Linked DNA regions of Mus musculus: region 1 is linked to region 2. Evidence: chromatin contacts called from ENCODE Hi-C data. All regions are on one chromosome and are shown on one strand. The core of a region is the stretch at or near the end of the contact, and the rest is flanking DNA. Distances in the headings are between cores, read along the strand shown. Region 1 holds the start of 2310039L15Rik (RIKEN cDNA 2310039L15 gene). Region 2 holds the start of Rnf217 (ring finger protein 217).

What was found. A loop is a pair of places that touch in the nucleus more often than their neighbours do.
Region 1: a loop to region 2 is called in a map of T-helper 2 cell, with 151 times the contacts of the local background. The contact joins the promoter of 2310039L15Rik here to the promoter of Rnf217 in region 2. A Hi-C loop is called at or near these places in 5 of 37 maps with a recorded cell type or tissue (T-helper 1 cell, T-helper 17 cell, T-helper 2 cell and 1 more).

The regions. Positions count from the first base shown.
Region 1 is chr10:95,334,262-95,337,921 of GRCm38, reverse strand. It overlaps 2310039L15Rik (RIKEN cDNA 2310039L15 gene), which reads right to left and starts at 1,646. Exons shown (of 3, transcript NR_045337.1): 1 at 1,367-1,646.
Region 2 is chr10:31,608,073-31,612,051 of GRCm38, reverse strand. It overlaps Rnf217 (ring finger protein 217), which reads left to right and starts at 2,327. Exons shown (of 6, transcript NM_001146349.1): 1 at 2,327-3,668. The coding sequence starts at 2,868.

The DNA.
Region 1 (3,660 bases), core at 397-2,896, about 64 Mb before region 2:
CTACTTCCACATCCAGTTGTGGGCTGGGCAAGTGGAAGATGCAAAAGACATTAACTGAGGGTCTGCAGACATGCTTTGTATGCTGTAAAGCCACAGCTTTTTTTTTTTTTTTTTCTTTTTGGTTTCGAGACAGGGCTTCTCTGTGTAGCCTTGGCTGTCCTGGAACTAACTCTGTAGACCAGGCTGGCCTCGAACCCAGAAATCCACCTGTCTCTGCCTCCCAAGTTCTGGGATTAAAGGCATGTGCCACTACTGCCCGGCAAAGCCACAGCTTTAAAATACAGTGTGTCCCCTGTGAACTCTATAATGCACGGGAAAGACTAACTTGGGAGAAAAAGAAACGAATGTTACAGGTTACAGGACAGTATTGCAATTAGCTGTTAAATGATGAAGATTCAAGGAAGAACCTTTTAAGAATTTCTGAGAGGGTTAAGGAAAAGACACCATGCTTATCATGTGCCACGCCCCCTGCCTACCCCCCCCCCCCCCTCCTACCTTCCCCCCCTCCCCTGTGCAGCAGGCACTGAAAAGGCACACTCTCTTCCAATAGCCATAACAGGACCTTGAAGTCACCACTGTCATTCTCTTCAGTTTCAGGAGAGGACAGAAAGTAGAAAGGTTAACTAGCTTGCTCGTAACAAATCCAGGTCTGAGCAAAATGAATGAGAGCATTGTAGAGTGTAACTAGGGAGAAATCCTCCCACTGGGAGCTGCCCCTTTTCCCAGCCTCTGTTTGCATTATTTATAAACTCAGGGCTGGATTCCAGAAAGCATGGTCCTTAGGGAACACAGCTAACTTTCAATTCAGGCTTAGGAACCTTTGTGAATACCTGTCCTTTCAGCCAACAGGAAGTCCCCTGGGACACAGGTAAAGGAAGCAGGATTTCTTTTCATATTGTCTTTGAACAATGAGTCCTGTGGGGTAATGCATGGTTTGTACAGAAATAGACTGACCCATGAAACACAGCCCTGTTTTTACAGCAGCTGAATCACTTCCACCCTCCCGTTTTGTGCCTGTTTACATTTCTTCCCCAGCTATCTTTCTCCTTGATTGCATTTGGAACACCCTGGGGCTCTTCTGATGAAATGTTTCCTTGAATTTTATCACCTATCCTGTCGTCATAAAGACTTTCCAGGGTAACAGTTTGCAATATCATCCATACACCCTGACACAATGCCCCAAGGTCTAGTCTCACTTGGGAAAACATAAGTATTTTTCATGTTCAGAGAAAAGAGATAAGACTTGAGAGGGGAATGGCCCTTCACCAAATCTAACAAGGTTAGGGAGTGTATTAGTCAGGGTTCTCTAGAGTCACAGAACTTACGGATAGTCTCTAGATAGTAAAGGAATTTATTGATGACTTACAGTCGGCAGCCCAATTCCCAACAATGGTTCAGTCGCAGCTGTGAATGGAAGTCCAAGGATCTAGCAGTTACTCAGTCTCACACAGTAAGCAGGCAAAGGAGCAAGAGCTAGACTCCCTTCTTCCAATGTCCTTATATTGTCTCCAGCAGAAGGTGTAGCCCAGATTAAAGGTGTGTTCCTTAAACTCGGAGATTTAATCTTCTGGAATCCATAGCCACTATGGCTCAAGATCTCCATACCAAGATCCAGATCAGAAACTTCTATCTCCAAGCCTCCAGATAAGGGTCACTGGTGAGCCTTCCAATTCTGGATTGTAGTTCATTCCAAATATAGTCAAGTTGACAACCAGGAATAGCCACTACAGGGAGTGTCCTGTGTTCTTTCATAAGGTGGTCAGTCTGGGACAACCACAACAGGAGACCGAAAGGGGGCTAAACAGAGTTGGTTTTTTTTCCCAGATTCTGGAGACAGAGGCATAGAATGCCACCATTACAATGTCACACTATTTCCAAGGTGTAGTTTTGTGTGTGTGTATGTGTGTGTGTGTAGCATGTGGGGGTCATACCACATACTCAAAACTTCCATTTTGTTTGAGACAAGGTCTCTTGTTTTCCTGTTTTATTAGGCCAATTGGCTCATGAGCATACCAGGGGTTCTCCAATCTCTGCCTGCCATCCCTCCATGGGAGTGTTGGGATTACAGCTGACCCTACAAGTCTAGCTTTCCCTTTGGTTCTTGGGATTCGAACTTGGATCCTCCCACTTGTATGGCAAGTGCTTTTACCCACTGAGCCCTCTCCCTAACCCCTGTTTAGTTTAGTGCAGCATTTCACCTGTTACAAGAACCTGTGGTATACACAAACACAAGCCACAAATTACTAACTGAAATTTCTGTGATTCCATATATCAGTTAAATATTTTTATATTGGTATTATTTTTTTAAACAAAAGTACTATAGAATATAAGGAAGAATGGAAATATTTATGCTAATATTTTTAAAGGGTTTGGGATTAAACCTCATGCCTTATGTACGCTAAATTCTACTACTGGACTATACCCCTAGCATAATTTAAAGGAAAGGACTTTCTATTTTAACATGCTCATTTGTGCTGTTATCTTGCTTTTTAAATACTTATTCAGAAGTACTGAATAAAAAAAAAGGAATAAAAATAAAAGGACATGGCCACTCCTAGGTATGGGAGAGAAGGAGGTTTATTGTAGATTAACAGGAGAACATAGTCAGAGGCAGAGACATCTGGGAGACTCCAGAGTGAAGATGCTCCGTACATCCAGGCCATGTGGTGGGGAGAGGGGGGGGAGGAGAGTGAGGAGAATAAAGGGTAGGCAAAAGATGAAATGTAACCAAAATGGCTGGATTATACCAGAAAGAGGCAGCTGAGGGGAAGATCCACCCAGCTCCAGGGCTGGAGAAGTTTAGGGTAGCAGGTAGGGTATGGCAACCATTCTCTGTAACAGATAGGGACTGAGGGATGCTGGGAGAATTTGGTGACCTCCTTGATGTATTAAACAGGTGCCTTAGTTAGCCACTCGTCCCAGGTTTGAGACCTAACAAGGACCTGGATTTCCCTTTGCATTGGGCCCCATGAATAATGTAAGGGCTACCTCCTGGCTGCTACAGCTGTTCTGTTTAAGAAAAATTGTCAGGAAGCACTGAAGTGGTTGCCTGGACAGTGATGATGTCAGCTTGGCTATAGCTCAGGGATCCTTAGTTAGCTGGACAAGTGTTATTTCAAGGTGTGTCTTCGAGGGCAGTTCTGGCAGAGATTAGCATTAAAAATCAGTAGATTAAATACATAAGATAGTTGTCGGTCATAGGGCAAGCATCATTCAACCCTCAGAGAGTAGGACCACAAGATAAAGATGGAGGGAGGGGAAATTCACCCTTCCTAGCTGGACCATCCATCTTTTCAGCCCACAGATATCAAAGCTGCTGGTTCGTAAGCCTTCCGGCTGCTCTAGGAGTGACATCACCTGCTCTTTTGTCTTTACCACCTAAAACCTGTCTAGTCTGCCTTAGCTGTAAAACGAGTGGTTAGCAGAATATTTCTAATAGTAGTTGTGAAGACTGAGAGTATTGTGGCTGTTAAATATGAAGCCGTCAATAGGCATTAGCCATGTCAGTATCCCAAAGCCCTTAGTTCACTTGACTCTTCACGGCTGAAAGTGTGTGTGTGTGTGTGTGTGTGTGTGTGTGTGTGTGTGTGTACAGCAGTGAGATAACAGGAGCTATGCAGTAAGAATAGGTTCACGTATTTCTCTGCAGGAGGCTAGTCA
Region 2 (3,979 bases), core at 1,078-3,577:
TATAATTGTTTAATGATATTTAACATTACGCATTTTTCTCCATGACAGGAGAATTTCACTATAGCTTTTATATGCACAATTAAAGTGATTTAGAGTCTAAATTATCACATATTTTTTTTCTAATTAGCTAATTTTGTTTTTAAATAGTCTAATATCTGGCTAAAAATTTTCAAGGAAGCCCCAAGTAAGCCATATTCAAAGGGCAGGTTAAAAAAAGGTGATAATAGAAATGACTAGTACTACAAAGTCATTAAGAGAATCCTAAGGTTCTGGATCTGACATTGAATTCTGAATTTGAGTTCAGATATTAAAGGTGGAGGATTATGGGAGTTGTTCAGTTCAGGTTAGGACATGCTGAGAGTTGAAAGTGATATAGGCAGGACACTAAAGACACTTTTGTTGCAGAAACAGCCATATACAGTTTGTCAGCTGATGGTCTGAGCAGAGACAATATTAACGTCTATAGTATGTCTGTGAAAATTTTGTTATACACACACACACACACACACACACACACACACACATATATATATATATGTATATATATATGTATATATATATATATATATGCTATATTTCCTGTTTCTTTTTCTTTTTGCCATTGTTGTTTTGTTTGTTTGTTTGTTTTTAAGACAGAGGTTTTCTACATGTAGCTCTGGTTGACTTAGAACTTACTCTACAGACCAAAAGTGGCCTTGAACTCAGAGGTCCACCTGACCTTTGCTTCCCAAGTGCTGGGATTAAAGGTGTGTGCCACCACTACCCAGCTAGTAACTATATTTTCACTCTTTTTTTTTTAAAGAAAGAAAGAAAGGAAGAAAGGAAAGAAAGAAAGAAAGAAAGAAAGAAAGAAAGAAAGAAAGAAAGAAAGAAAGAAATCCCATCAGCACACTTATCAGTGGTGCTCCATGAACCTGGGATAGACTGAGCAAAGACCCACCATTATAGGATTGCGTTATGATTCCTCTGTGCTGTTGGGGACCTGTGAGTCCCAGACCTCATGCTAGAGGTGCCAGGCCCAGGAGTCAGGCACGAGAGGATTTACCTAGAGGAAGATGACATGTTGCTCAGAAATGCTAGCAGCATGTAGCAGGAAGAAGTCCTGGTAAGGAAAGAAAGGGCAATCCTTGAACAGGGAGATGGAGTCTTCTGGAGTCCCAGCAACATCCGTCCACTTACCTGTCTGGGCTTTCCAGCGGGTTGTGTTTCTGAGGTGGATACTGAGGATTGAGTGAGTGAGCTATCTCTCCAGGCTGCCTGAGTACCATTTAATCATCAAAAAATAGTTATTCTTCATTCTTGGGTCAGACTACTGAGTGCCAGGGCATCTGGCGGCAAGTCACCATGCTCTGGTGTACCTGAGCTTCAACCGCACCTGATTGAAACCCATGACCTTTGGGTCTCTGCTTGGTCAATACTGAATTCTTAGTTCCCTTGTAGCCTTTGCATTTGCCTTGGAAAATATTTTAGAACAAATCAATAACAACTTCAAGGTTAAAAAATAATCTACACATTTAACAGATTTTTCCTTTGACATGAATGTGTAAATTGAATTCCCTCCCTATTTTAAAAAAATAAAAATGGTTGGCTTCCCAAAAATGTTTTCATTGGCTTTAGAAAACTAAATCACACCAGTGTTTGGGTGACTAATACTTCCTGTAAAATAAAGATAGATCAACACATAATTAAGTTCTGGCTGAGATATAATTGTTGCCTTGGAAACAGTTTTGGGTATGAATATGGTTATGTTAATAAGTTTCCCTGATTCCTAATGATGATCCAGCTGATTAATCAGGCCAGGCTACCCACTTAAAGGGGTTCAGAAACAAAACAAAAACCAAACAAACAAACAAACAAAACCCCAAGAGCCCACAAAAATAATTCGCGAGAGAACACTGAGCAGAGGAAAAGCAGTAAATGTCAGATTAGTTATTCCTTAGTGCTTGTAAATATTATAGTTGGAGGAGCAGACGACAAGTGCTTTTGGGTTATTTATGGTTTTCGAAGATCCTTCCTATCGCACCAGGTAGAATGCACACCATCGCCTCTACTTCTCGAGCGTGACATCCCAGTGTGTTCTCCGTCCAGAGCCCAGGGTCCAGCAGTTTTTGTCGGAAGTTCTACTTAAAGCAGAGCACTAAGGGGCGCCTGCAAGCGCTTAAGCATTTGGCTGGGGCCGAGTGGGAATTCTTAGGGGTGAGAGCACAGCTCAGCTTAGATCACCCTCACTCCTGTGTGCGTGCGACTGTGTGCGTGGGCGCCCGCGCGCGTATGTGTGTACGTGTGGGGAGGTGTGTGCCAAAGGGGTGGGGTGAGGGGAGGGAGCAGGGCCCTAGGTGCTGCACGAGGAGAGGGAGGTCTCCCGCTTCTCCTCCAGGGACACCAGCCACTGCTTGCGGACTCGGCCACCTCTCGGTGACGCCACAGGCCCGGCGACCCTCGGGATCGCCGGCTGCGCGCCCCGCCGCGGAGGCAGGGATGGCGCGGGGCTGACCGTCTCCTCCCGCCTCCCGGGAACTCTTCCGCCCCACCCGGGACTCGCGGGTCCGCGGCAGCGCCGCGACGTGCATGCGGGCCGGGCCCCCTCAGCCTGAGGCCCTCGGAGTCCTCGAGGCGGTGCCCGGCCGCGCCGGACGAGGAGGAAGACGACGACTACGAGGTGGAGGAGGAGGAGCCGGCTGCCCGCACGCTGCGGCCCGGGAGCCCGGGCTCCCCGGAGGGCGCTTGGGGCGTCCCGGCCCCGGAGGAGGGATCCGGAAGCAGAAGGGCCGCCGCGAGTGGAGCGGAGCCGCTTGCCCGCGCTGCCCGGCGCCGGCTGGGGGTCCGGGCGGCTGGATGGGCGGCGGCGGCGCAGGCCGCGGGCGGCGATGGGCGAGGAGCAGAGCACGGTGAGCGGCAGCGGCGGGGCGCGGGCCTCTGGCGGAGGCTCGGCGGGCCAGCCCGAGTCCCCCAGGCCGCGAGGGGACCGCGTCCGGACAGCCGGGCCGCGCGCTGCAGCCTCCTCTTCACGGCCGAACGGCGGCGGCGGCGGCAGAGACCCGGGCTGCGTGGACGCGAGTGTCCAGGAGCCTGCGAGCAACCGGGCCCCGGCAGGGCAGCCCGCGCGACTGCCACTCAGCGGGCCCCTGGACCCCCAGAGTCTGGAACTGCAGCTGGAGCGCGAGGCGGAGGGAGCGGGGCCACGGGAGGCGCCCCCCGGCCAGCAGCCCCCCGACGGGCTGCTCCTGGACGTGCTGGCCCAGCGACACCCGCCCCCCGCCAAGCCGCAAGTCCTCTGCTCCGTGTACTGCGTGGAGAGCGACTTGCCCGAGGCCCCCTCCGCCGAGTCCCCGTCGCCGTCGGAGTCCCCACCTCAAGCACCGCTGGGGCCGATTCCCGCCAGCCCGCCGCCCTCCTTCCCCAGCTCCCCGCTGTCGCTCCCGGCTGACCCCCTTTCCCCCGACGGCGGCAGCATCGAGCTGGAGTTCTACCTGGCTCCGGAGCCCTTCTCCGTGCCTGGCCTATTAGGGGCTCCACCCTACTCTGGCCTGGGGGGAGTAGGGGACCCCTATGCGCCCCTCATGGTGCTGATGTGCCGGGTGTGCCTGGAAGACAAACCCATCAAGCCCCTGCCCTGCTGCAAGAAGGCGGTGTGCGAGGAGTGCCTCAAAATCTACCTGAGCTCTCAGGTAACTCTCCACTACTCTCTGCCCACCCTCAGCCCTGATCGCCATGGCAAGGCATTAAACTTCCTAGCAAGGACAGAGGTGACCGGTCCCCTTATCCAGGGTCTCCAGCAATTGCTGGCGTTCTAGTTGTTATTGAATGTATTTTACTCACACTGGTTTATTGGCTGGTTAACTCTGCTCTGAGATTCAGGTTTTGGTTGGCAGCTGCTAGAGGAATGAGGTGGATTGCCCTCTGATTATTTTGTCTGTGGATTGCATGCAAGAGCTTGTTCCCAGGAAAGTAGAAAGACTGCCTCACAGGCCTGGCATCC